Linked DNA regions of Mus musculus: region 1 is linked to region 2. Evidence: chromatin loops called from intact Hi-C (ENCODE). Cell type or tissue: heart. All regions are shown on one strand. Each heading gives the region's core, and the rest is flanking DNA. Links, peaks and the distances in the headings are about the cores only.

The links. Hi-C counts contacts between places; a loop is a spot of excess contacts. Peaks named below come from ENCODE experiments on the same cell type or tissue, not always from the same donor. Only the 100,000 strongest peaks of a DNase experiment are listed, where the experiment ranks them.
Region 1: it touches region 2 in a loop (2.3-fold over the local background); 1 of 42 quality-filtered maps calls a loop at or near these places.

The regions. Positions count from the first base shown.
Region 1 is chr8:72,561,152-72,566,473 of GRCm38, forward strand. It overlaps Smim7 (small integral membrane protein 7), which reads right to left. Exons shown (of 5, transcript NM_172396.3): 5 at 4,047-5,322. Among named protein-coding and RNA genes, the nearest start is that of Smim7, 7.2 kb to the right of the region's middle. In heart, for the core only: a CTCF peak has its summit at 3,000 (motif pointing left); no DNase peak of the experiment used is centred there.
Region 2 is chr8:72,420,551-72,425,872 of GRCm38, forward strand. Eps15l1 (epidermal growth factor receptor pathway substrate 15-like 1) reads right to left here and starts at 924. Exons shown (of 24, transcript NM_007944.3): 1 at 855-924. The coding sequence starts at 887. Calr3 (calreticulin 3) reads right to left here. Exons shown (of 9, transcript NM_028500.3): 8 at 5,217-5,309; 9 at 3,633-4,205. The coding sequence ends at 4,065. Gm46043 (a long non-coding RNA gene) reads left to right here. Exons shown (of 3, transcript XR_001778581.2): 1 at 1-1,230. In heart, for the core only: a CTCF peak has its summit at 2,595 (motif pointing right); a DNase peak (open chromatin) is centred at 941; H3K4me3 peaks cover 949 bases; H3K27ac peaks cover 913 bases.

The DNA of each region.
Region 1 (5,322 bases), core at 671-4,670, 140 kb after region 2:
AACTTTAATCCCAAGACATAAAGCCAAGAAGATCTCTGAATTCAAGATCAGCCTGAGAAAGAGCAAGTTCTAGGTGAAGAAAAGTTTAAATCCAACCTTGATGGACCACACCTTTAATCCTATTGCTCAGGAGAAACACATGCAAATTTCTGAGTTCAAGGTCAATCTATAGAAAAAGATCCAGGACTGCCAAGCTTAGGCAATGAAGGAGTTGGAAAACAAAGCTGGTAATAATGTAATAAAACTAGGGAGCCATGTTCCAGCTCCTGCAAGCAGCAGAACTTGGCAGCTTCAGCCATGTGACTCTGGCTTTAGTCAAAAATAGAAGGGACTACTGGAGCTAAGAAATTAGTGTTAAGAGATCAGCAGTGTTGTGGAATGAGCAGGGCTCAGAGCGAGAGCTGGAGAGATGGCTCAGCAGTTAAGAGCACTGACTGCTCTTCTGGAGGTCCTGAGTTCAAATCCCAGAAACCACATGGTGGGTCACAACCATCTGCAATCTGATTGGATGCCCTCTGCCCTTTTCTGGTGTGTCTGAAGACAGCTACAATGTACTTACATATAATAAATCTTTTAAAAGGAAAAGGAGGTCAGGCAGTGGTGGCACACGCCTTTAATCTCAGTACTTGGGAGGCAGAGGCAGGCAGATTTCTGAGTTCGAGGCCAGCCTGGTCTACAGAGTGAGAGCAAGAAATCTGCTTGCCTCTGCCTCCCAAGTGCTGGGATTAAAGGTGTGCACCACCACCACCCAGCTACACAGTATTTTTAAAATGTTTTATTTTACATGTGTGGGTGTTTTGCTTGCATGCATGTAAACCATATGCATGCAGTGTCCAAGCAGGCCAGAAGAATCAGCTCCCCTAGCATTGGAGTTACAGACAGTTGTGAGCTCCTGTGTAGATGCTGGAAATCAAACCTGAGTCCTTTGGAAGAGCAGCCAATGCTCTTAACCGCTGAGCCAGCTCTCCAATTCTTTATCCCATCACGGTCCAATCTGATGGCCCTGTTGAGACCACTCTGCCTGTCTGCCTGTTTCTCTGTCTCTCTCTCACACACACACCTACAATAAAAAAAAAAAAAAAAACCTTCCCTTTAATCATACCATGGAGTGGTTGTGTGTCAGCCTATACAGGAAGAAAGATTCGCCACTGCAGCCTCTGGCAGGAGCCTGGATGCTGGGACCCCTATCGTGGGCTTCTTACTCCCGAACTAACAGAGAATAAGTGCACATTATTGTGAGGCATGAAGTGTATGCCATTTTGTTATGGCAGGGTAAGAAGGTACTCAGGTCTCTTGCCACCAGAGGTGGGAAACTCTTCCTGTTCCTGGCTGCTATCTCACCCTTTGCAGCTCCTTTCCTCAGCTAGGGCTATTTTGAGGTTACTGCTATCCTAATAGTCAAGGCTAGAGCCTGCCAACTGTCCAAAAGCTGCATATTGGGGGTGGGGGCAGAGAGAACTACCACAATCAACAATCCTTACTCTGAAAAAGTGACCTACTGGAAGTCTCAGGTATGCTGGGATACAGAGGCAAAGAGTGTTCCCTAAGAGTAGCCAGTGCAGTGGCCAGCAGCAGCCTTGACCTCCCCAGAACACAACTGAAATGGAGAACGTTGGTGTTGGGGTGCAGCTCAGTTGGGGGACACTAGCTTTGCAGCTATTATGCACCAATTACTTGGGAACTAAAATTCTCCTTATAGGAGAAGCAGAAGGTCCAGCAATTTACCAGACTCAGAAGCCCAGAAAGTTCTGAGCTGAGGAGGCCCCGCCCAGCACTGTAAGGCAGCAGAAGTAAGCTAGGGGAAGGGACCTCCAGGGCTGCAGTTTGCAGACTGCACGGGGAGCCTATTCGTTGAGTCTCACACTCCTCCATGCATCCAAGAACCTTGCAGGTTCTCCCCACTAGATTGAATGAAATCTTTTCTTTGGTCTATGACTGGTGTTTTTTCGGGGGTGAATAGACATTTGGTCATTACCACCGCAGGAAAAGTCACCAAAACCATGCATGAAGCCCCAAGAAAGGAAAGAAGGAAAAACTGCGTGGCTGTGCATGTCTGTCACCTATGGGAAACAAGATTCAAATTCTGCAATAATTTCAAGTAGCAAAGTTGGCCATGTGGGCTACATAAGATGAAGGGAGGGAGGGGAGGAAAGGCGTCTGACTTAGGCTGGAGGCCAGCACAGTCCATCTAGGCCTTGCTAGCACCCACCCCAGGCTCAAAGAGCTCTGAGGTTTGAGGGCTGGAGTGGAAGCCTCCATCTACCTGTACAATAGTCACCCTAGGCAAAAGGGACCAAACAAGCCTTCCCTGTCCTTACTCTTCAGGGTTCCTGGGGCACACCAACTCTTGGTTTTCTAAATGAGTCTCAGACTGGGTTCAAACACCTTTCTAAGCTGGATATGGCAATATTGGCCTGCCATCCCAGCAAGAAAACCAAACCTAACCAATGAGCCCAGACAGTTGGCCATGCCTCCCGGGTCAGAGGATAACTTGTGGAGCTGGCATGTGGGTCCCAGAAGGTGCTGTATCTGCTGAACCTTCTCACCCATTAGACACTCCATAGTGATTTACTCACTCACATGCAAATGAGTGTTTTACCCATACATTCTGTTTGTTGTTGTTCGTTTTTAAGGCAGGGGTTCTCTATGTAGCCCTGGTTGTCCTGGAACTCTCTAGACCAGGCTGGCCTCGAACTTACATAGATTCTCCTGCCTCTGCCTCCCCAGTGCCAGGGTTAAAGGAGTGTGCTGCCACCACTAGCCTTGTATTTTAAAGCATGGCTCTGCTTGAGACATATGGTACACATCTCTCATCAAACAGGAAAATGTAAGGTACCTTCAGATACTTCATACATGAAAGGAAAATGCCTGGTTGTCACAGAGTGGCCCTTGCATGGCTGCTTCTACAGAGGACCCAGGTTCCATTCCCAACACCCACATGGTGGCTCACAAACATTCGTAATTCCAGTTCCAGGGGATCATGCACCCTCTTCTGGTCTCCATGGACACTGCATGCACACATACATACAGGCAAAACACTTGTGTAGATAAAAAAAAAATAATAATTTAAAAAAAAATTAGCTATTAAGACACTAAGGTAATAATGCACAAAGAAACCTCATGCACCACAGACATTTCCCTAGAGGGCTATGCTCCAGGTGCCTCTGAGCATGGACGACCATGGGTGGGTGAAGCTAGCTTACAAGTCTGTATGTTACAATCATTAAAGGATCAAAATGGGCAGGGTGTGGTGGCGCACGCCTTTAATCCCAGCACTCGGGAGGCAGAGGCAGGCGGATTTCTGAGTTCGAGGCCAGACTGGTCTACAAAGTGAGTGCCAGGACAGCCAGGGCTACACAGAGAAACCCTGTCTCGAAAATCCAAAAAAAAAAAAAAAAAAAAAAAGAAAGAAAAGAAACTTAGAGTAAAGCAAACAGAAGCTTCCCTGCTGGGGCAGGACCAAGCAATCCAGAGCCTCCCCCCTGAGAAGCTATGCACCCCACCAGAGAAGCTACCATAAACCACAGCATACACATGGCAGGACTGTAACCACGGGCACATTTTGTTCTCGAAGCCAGGAAGACAATGAAGGCTAAGGATTTGCTTATGTCTTCCATCTAGGAAATGCCCATTAGCTCAGAGCATCCATGGGATGCTGCGAAGTGGCAGGGCTGTACTGTGCCTGTCCAGTCAGATGCTACAGAATGGCTACACCCTGGATGATTGGCCCTGGACCCTGCTCCTCACATACCATGGCTTCTTCCACATGGTCTTGCTGTTGGTGCTGTCTTGGCGACTCTTGTATCCTTCGAGATGGGCCTTGCTCAGCGTGAGGCCTAGAGAACCTGAAGGCCCTTTGGAGTGAACACTGCTGCCAGCCCAGAGGCACTGCCCTTCTGAGCTGCTCAGTGACCTACAGGCAGCCATCATCTGAAAAGTCAGAGGGTCCTAGGTGATGAGTTGAACTCTTCAGTTCTCTGTTGGTGGTATACTTTCATAAGGCTATCTGGGTAAGGATAGGAGTAGATAGACTGAATGTTTGTCATGGTAACTCTTTTGTTTTTTATTTGCACACAGCATATGCTTGTGGCTGTATGTGCGACACTATAATCAGGTAGACCCAGTACAACACAGTCCTCCGCTCTGCAGCATCCCAGCATGATCACTTGTGGACAACTTGACCTGTGTGTTTGTCAGTGTTGTAAAGAAGGGATAAAAAGAGGGCTTATTTGTTCAGGCTGGGTGGTGGGAGGCAGAAGACAGCACTTCATATCTTGTAGCTCTTAAGCGTGAGAGACAATTTAACTGAAACTCCATATCCCAGTGGTAACGTTGGGATAACAGGTTTAACCTTCAGGAGCACAAAGTGGGTTGTCACTTCAGGTTACATATATCTGGTTATAGCAAGGGAAAGAGCTATTGCTTAACAGCTTCTAGAACATCTGACTTGAGAGTCTCAAATGGTTCTGAAAGGGACCCCATCCCTGAGCCACACACCCCAGCCCCTCACTGGGAAATTCTAGGCAGGAACTCCACCCCTGAGCCAGACTCTCAGTCCTTTCCTGTAAAATTATACTATGTCACTCTACATGAACTACATCTCCAGCCACGAGAAGTTTCTGAACAACATTCCAAACAGACACACATATAGAGCTGGTGATATGGTTCAGTGGCATCAAAAGGCCCTAGCCCAGAACCAAAAATAAATAAATAAATAATAATAAAAACCAAGAAGATTCATGGGTTTCAATTTTTCACACACACAGTAAGTAGTCCAAAAACACTTTATCAGAACTCAAATGAGATAATAAGTGCAAACCCTATGACAGCATTCTTTTTCAGCACAATTCCTCTTCAGAATGAATGGAACCTTTTTTTCCTGAAACTACAGTCCTAAGCTGAGAAAGGCAGAAAGCCATCCCAACTATCCAAGGCTGGGGATCAGCCAACAGAGTGGCATGTTACAATGCTAGGCAAGTGGGTAGGCTCAGGCATGCTGCGGGTGTGAAGGACACAATCAACAATGTCTGCAGCAGCTGTGCAGCCTGAACTTAGACTTGACCCAGTTCCCACATTACCAGAGTTTTCCCCATAGTTCCCGGGGAAGCCTGGGGTAAAATGCTATTATGACTAGGGTTGGTAGTACACACTTGGGATTCTAGCACTAAAGAGGCTGAGGCAGGAGAATGGAAAGTTCTCAATCAGCACAGATTCCATCAAGATGGTCTCAAAGACTAACCAACCAGCCAATAAAAAAACCTGGTATGGTAGTACTCAATTGGGATCTTGTCTCACTACTGAAAAGATAAGGAGTTCAAGGTC
Region 2 (5,322 bases), core at 899-4,898:
TAACCATGACCCTGCGAAAGACGATTCTAGCAAAGTGCATATAATATGCTGTGTGGAACAAACGGGTAATTTGGCAAATTAGCAGGACAGGAATACTTTCTAATTCTTATGGATGTCACCTGGAACTAGAGACTTTGTCAGTGAGAGACTGCTGAGCTCCCAAGCACCTGATCCCAAGCACGTTAGAAAGTGGCTGAAGAATGAATGAATGTTTTCCGCTAGAAGCACAATGGCCTTCTCACTGCTATTCTGTACGTCCCTGTAGCATTTGATACGTTCAAGAAAACCATCCAGCGACCCTGAGGACGAAGACTGGTGCATACCGTTGGGGGCGTAGGATCCGCGCTTTTCGCACCGCACAGAGCAGCGGAAGCGGATCTCGGGGGAAGGAGGGCTGGGCGGCCAGAGGCGAAGCGGGCGTGTCCCGGTTCCCCTTGCGACTCCAGTATGGGACACCACCCGCCCCGACGCCCGACCCCGCGGGAGACAAAGACTGGCGGCGGGCCCACCGCTCTCGCTCGCCTCCGCGGGGACGAAGCGCGACGCGGCTCGAACAACAGCGCCCACCCCCCAAACCCCCCCCCGTCCCTTAACCTGGCCAGGCCCCAGACGGAGCAGACATACGCAGCGGCCGCGCCCCATCACCTCTTCGCAGCCGCTCGGGGGTCGCCCGGCGCAAGAGTATGCGGGCCGCTCCGGCCTGTCACCTTCAGAACCGCCCGGCCCCCGCCACTCAGCCTCTGAGCCTTCAGCGCGCGCCTCCGCGGTCCCCTGGAGCCGCGCTTCCGCGACGACTTATCTTTCTCGCGGCAACCACCGTCCGCACCGCCCCACGGCGCACCCCAGCACCATACCTGCTGCGAGAGGGGTACAAGCGGCGCCGCCATCTTCGTGCGGACTCGGCCTCCGGAGCGCCGAAGGAACGGGGGCGGGGCCGTGCCTGCGCACTAGTACGAAGGAGGGATGCGATGCGCGCGCAGCACAGCCAGCGCAAGGACAGGCCACAGGACCAGAGTACACGTGCGCAGAAGGGAATCCAAGTCCTCCCGTGAGAAGTTTTGCAGTAAGAGGGCGGAGCCTCGATCACAGTGGAGAGGGCGGGGCAGTTCTGGCTGGAGGCGGAGCCTTTATGGGGAAGGCTCTGTCGCATAGCCTTACCAGAGTTGGCCGTACCGGGTGATTTAGAGAGCCTAGCCTAAAGCACAGCGTGACTAGAAGGTTCGGAGCCTCGTAAGTTTAGTGGGCCGAGAGTGGGCGGGCTAGTCGGTCTGTGGGGGTGGGGAGGGCCTCGTGTGCATCTCCTGATTGGAGTGGGCAAACCGAGCCCCTGGCTTTGGAGGCTCCTGTGAGGCAGGGAACCCAAGGGATAGGTAGGGCTCCCTTCCAGACCGCTGCACTCCAGCTCCCTGCACTTTCCAGTCTGGGTCTGTGAATCGGAGCTTGGCTAAACCCAGGCACCGTCTTAACTTCTCCACTCTAGTAGCCTCTACTAATGCCTAGGGTTTGCTGAACTTTTCCCGGGGAAATGGAGACAGTGGCACACAACAAAGTACCATGGTGCTCAAGTCTAACTTGGGCCATATGCAGTGTTAGTACCACTCAGTATGCTTGTTAAACAGATTTGGGTTCTGATTGCTTGCAGATGTGGGTGTAGCCTGACATCTGGTGTTTTTTGTTGTTTTTTTATGTGTATATGCCTGCTGTGCTCGTGCCAATGCCTGCCCAAGAGAGAAGAGTTTATTAGATGCCATTGAGCTGGAGTTAAAAGCACTTATGAGCCCCCAACCCCCGATATGAGTGGGAACAGAACTAGGGTCCTCTGGAAAAGCAACAAGCACCCTTAACCAACTAACTATATCTTCAGCTACTCTGGTATTTCTTTTTTTTTTTTTTTTTAAAGATTCATTTATTTATTATATGTAAGTACACTGTAGCTATCTTCAGACAATCCAGAAGAGGGAGTCAGATCTTGTTAAGGATGGTTGTGAGCCACCATGTGGTTGCTGGGATTTGAACTCCGAACCTTCAGAAGAGCAGTCGGGTGCTCTTACCCACTGAGCCATCTCACCAGCCCCTACTCTGGTATTTCTTTGTCTTTTTTTTTTTTTTTAAGTTACATTTTAACTTACATCTTAAAAGATTTGTGTGTTGGATGGCCCCTTCCACCATGAGTCACAGAGATAGGACTCAGGTTGTTAGCCTTGGCCGCAAGCATCTTTACCCACTGAGCTATCTTGCTGCCCCTTAGGACATCCTCATTCAAACCACTACACAGGTGCTGGGAAACATGGTACACATATACCGCCACACTCAGTCCCACTGTGTTTGATTTCTTGAGGTAGTTGTGACTGATCCTGATTGCCAGCTGCACAGGATCTAGAATCATATAGGAGACAAAGCTCTGGGTTACAACTGTGAATTTCTAGACTAAGCTGAGGAAGGAAGACCCCCCCACACACACACACACACTTGTTCCATGTGCTGGAGGCCAGGACAATGGATGCTGTGTGACCAGCTGCCTCACCATACACATAACACAAATCTTTGTTTTAAAAGCTCTGTGTATGTGTGTTTGTGTACATAAGTGCAGACACCTGCAGAGGCCAGAAGAGGGCATCAGTGGTTGTCCAGTGCCTGATGTAGGTATTGAGAATTGAACGGAGATCCTCTGAGAAAGCAGCAAGTGCCCTTAATCACAGACTCATCTCTCTAGCCCATAAAAATTTTAAAAACTTTTCCAGCTAGGTGTGGTAACACATGCCTTTAATCTCAGCCCTCAAGGAGGCAGAGTCAGATCTCATGTGTTTGTAGGCAACCTGGTCTACATAAGGAGCTATAAGCTAGCCAGAACTACATGGTGAAACATTATCTTAAAAAAAGGGGAGGGGGGTGGATTAAGGAAATATAGCCATGTATCATGGCACATACCTGTCATCCTAGCACTTGGTGTCTTTTCTGTTGCTATAAGACACCACAGCCAAGGCAATGTATAAGAGAGTTTATCGGGGTGAGGGTGGAGGGAGTTTACAGTTCCAGAGACTTAGAGTCAATGACCATGATGGCAGGATGCATGGTAACCAGCAGGAAAAGCATGTTCCTAAAGCAGTAGCTGAGCACTTATATCTAATCCAGAGAGACACTGGGCCTGGTGTGGGCTTTTGAAACCTCAAAGCCCACCGCCAGTGACACACTTCCTCCAACAAGGCCACATACCCACTAATCCTTTCAAATAGTGCCACTCCCTAACATTTAAATATATGAACCTATGGGTGCCATTTTCATTCAAACCACTACATAGACAAAACACTTATACATATAAATAAATCTTTAAAATGATTTAAAAGAAAAATAGAGGGGCTGGGGAGAGATGGCTCAGTGGTAAAGAGCACTCACTGGCTGCTCTCCCAGAGGACCCGAGTTCATTTTCCAGCACCCATGACAAACAAACAACACCACCACCCCACCCACCACCACCACCCCCACCCCTGCTCCAGAGGATCTGATGCTCTCTTCTGGCTTCAATGGGCAACTGCATGTAGTACAATACAAACAGAGATATACACACACACATTTTACAAAAAGTAAATAATAAATCTTTAAAAGTAAAACAAAATATTTTTAAAAATTATTTTATCATCTTTTATTCATGAAAATATTTAAGAGTTTCAAAAAAAAAAAAAAGCACATTGTTTATGGCCAGATTCTTATAGGTCTCTGGCTTTCAATGATCTGTTCTATGCAGGGAAAAAAATTTAAACAGTGTCTCACTATGTGTCCCAGGCTGTCCTAGAACTCACTACATGGACCAGGCTGATGTGGAAATCCCAGATCTGTCTGCTTCTGCCTCTCAAGTCCTGAGATTAAAGGAGTGTGCCACCACATGCCGTCAACAGAAACTTATTGCAGACCCTGGGGTCATAGGGGTCTATAGAAGAAATGGGGGACCCTAACACAAACAGGGGATTGTTTTTCAGAAACTGGACAAATGACCATGTAGATGTGATCATTCAAATGTGTATTATTAGAGTTGCAGCTGGGCCACTCAGCATGCAGAGTGAGGATGACTATAGTTCGCCCTGCCTGTGGAATCTGCTGAAATGGTTGTGCCTGTGAAACTTCCCCATCAGCAGATCCTCCTCATCTTCTTCACGGGCCTTTTTCACTTCTTCCTTGGCCTGTATGGCATCCATCTCCTTTTCTGGACCCTGGAGGAAAGGACAAAAATAAAACAGACTGGAGCTGGGGCTGGGACTCATATAATAGAGTGCTTGTAGTTCAGTTGGTATAGTGCTTGTAGCTCAATTGGTAGAATGCTTATAGCTCAATTGATAGAGAGCTTGTGGCTCTATTGGTAGAGTGCTTGTAGTTGATAATGCTTGCCTGGCACTGGATTCAATAGCTAGCATAGGAAAAATCAGGCATGGTGGTGCCCACCTGACATGCAGGCCCAGAGGTCATTAGTCCAAGGTCATTGTTGACCATACAGCAAGGTTAAGGCCAATCTGAGAATGCATACGACCTTATCTCTAAAGAGATAAAAACTGGGAGCTGGAGAGATGTCTCAGTAGTCAAGAGCTCTGACTACTCTTCCAGAGGTCCTGAGTTCAAATCCCAACAATCACATGGTAGCTCACAACCATCTGTAACAAGACCTGATTCCCTCTTCTGGTGTCTGAAGACAGCTAAAATGTACTAGTGTACTTACATATAATAAATTAAATAAATCTTTTTTTTTAAAGAGAGATAGAAACTAACTACTATAGATACCCCTGTCTGTATGCTGGCATACATCTGTGAACTCAATACTTGGGAAGCAAGAATATGAATGAAGTCCCATACATTGTGTGGTAAATTCCACGGCAGCCGAAGCTATACAAAGACCCCTCCCTCTAGAAAGAAACAAGAAAAAGCAAGGGCTAGAGGGCTGGCTTAGACATAATGCTTCTCTCAAGGAGCTTAGTTCCCAGCACCCACTTTAGGCAACTCACATCTGCTGTGACTGCAGTCTAATGGCCTCTGTCGGCACTGCACGCGTGTGCACAGACACATAATTACAGATTTTTTTTTAAAGAAAGCTGGGTGTACAAGCATGTCTTAATCCTAGCTCTTGGAGACAGAGGAAGGCCAATCTCTGAGTTCAAGGTCAGCATGGTCTATGTATCGAATCCCTACCTCAAAAAAAAAAAAAAAAAAAAGAGTTTGGGGTTTGTACCTACCTTAGTTTCTCCCCAGGTGGCCTTGCCAAACTTCTCTGCATATTCTTCATCATCTGTGATCAGGAAGTTATCAAAGATGGTTCCAGATCTCACCTGTGGATGGAAG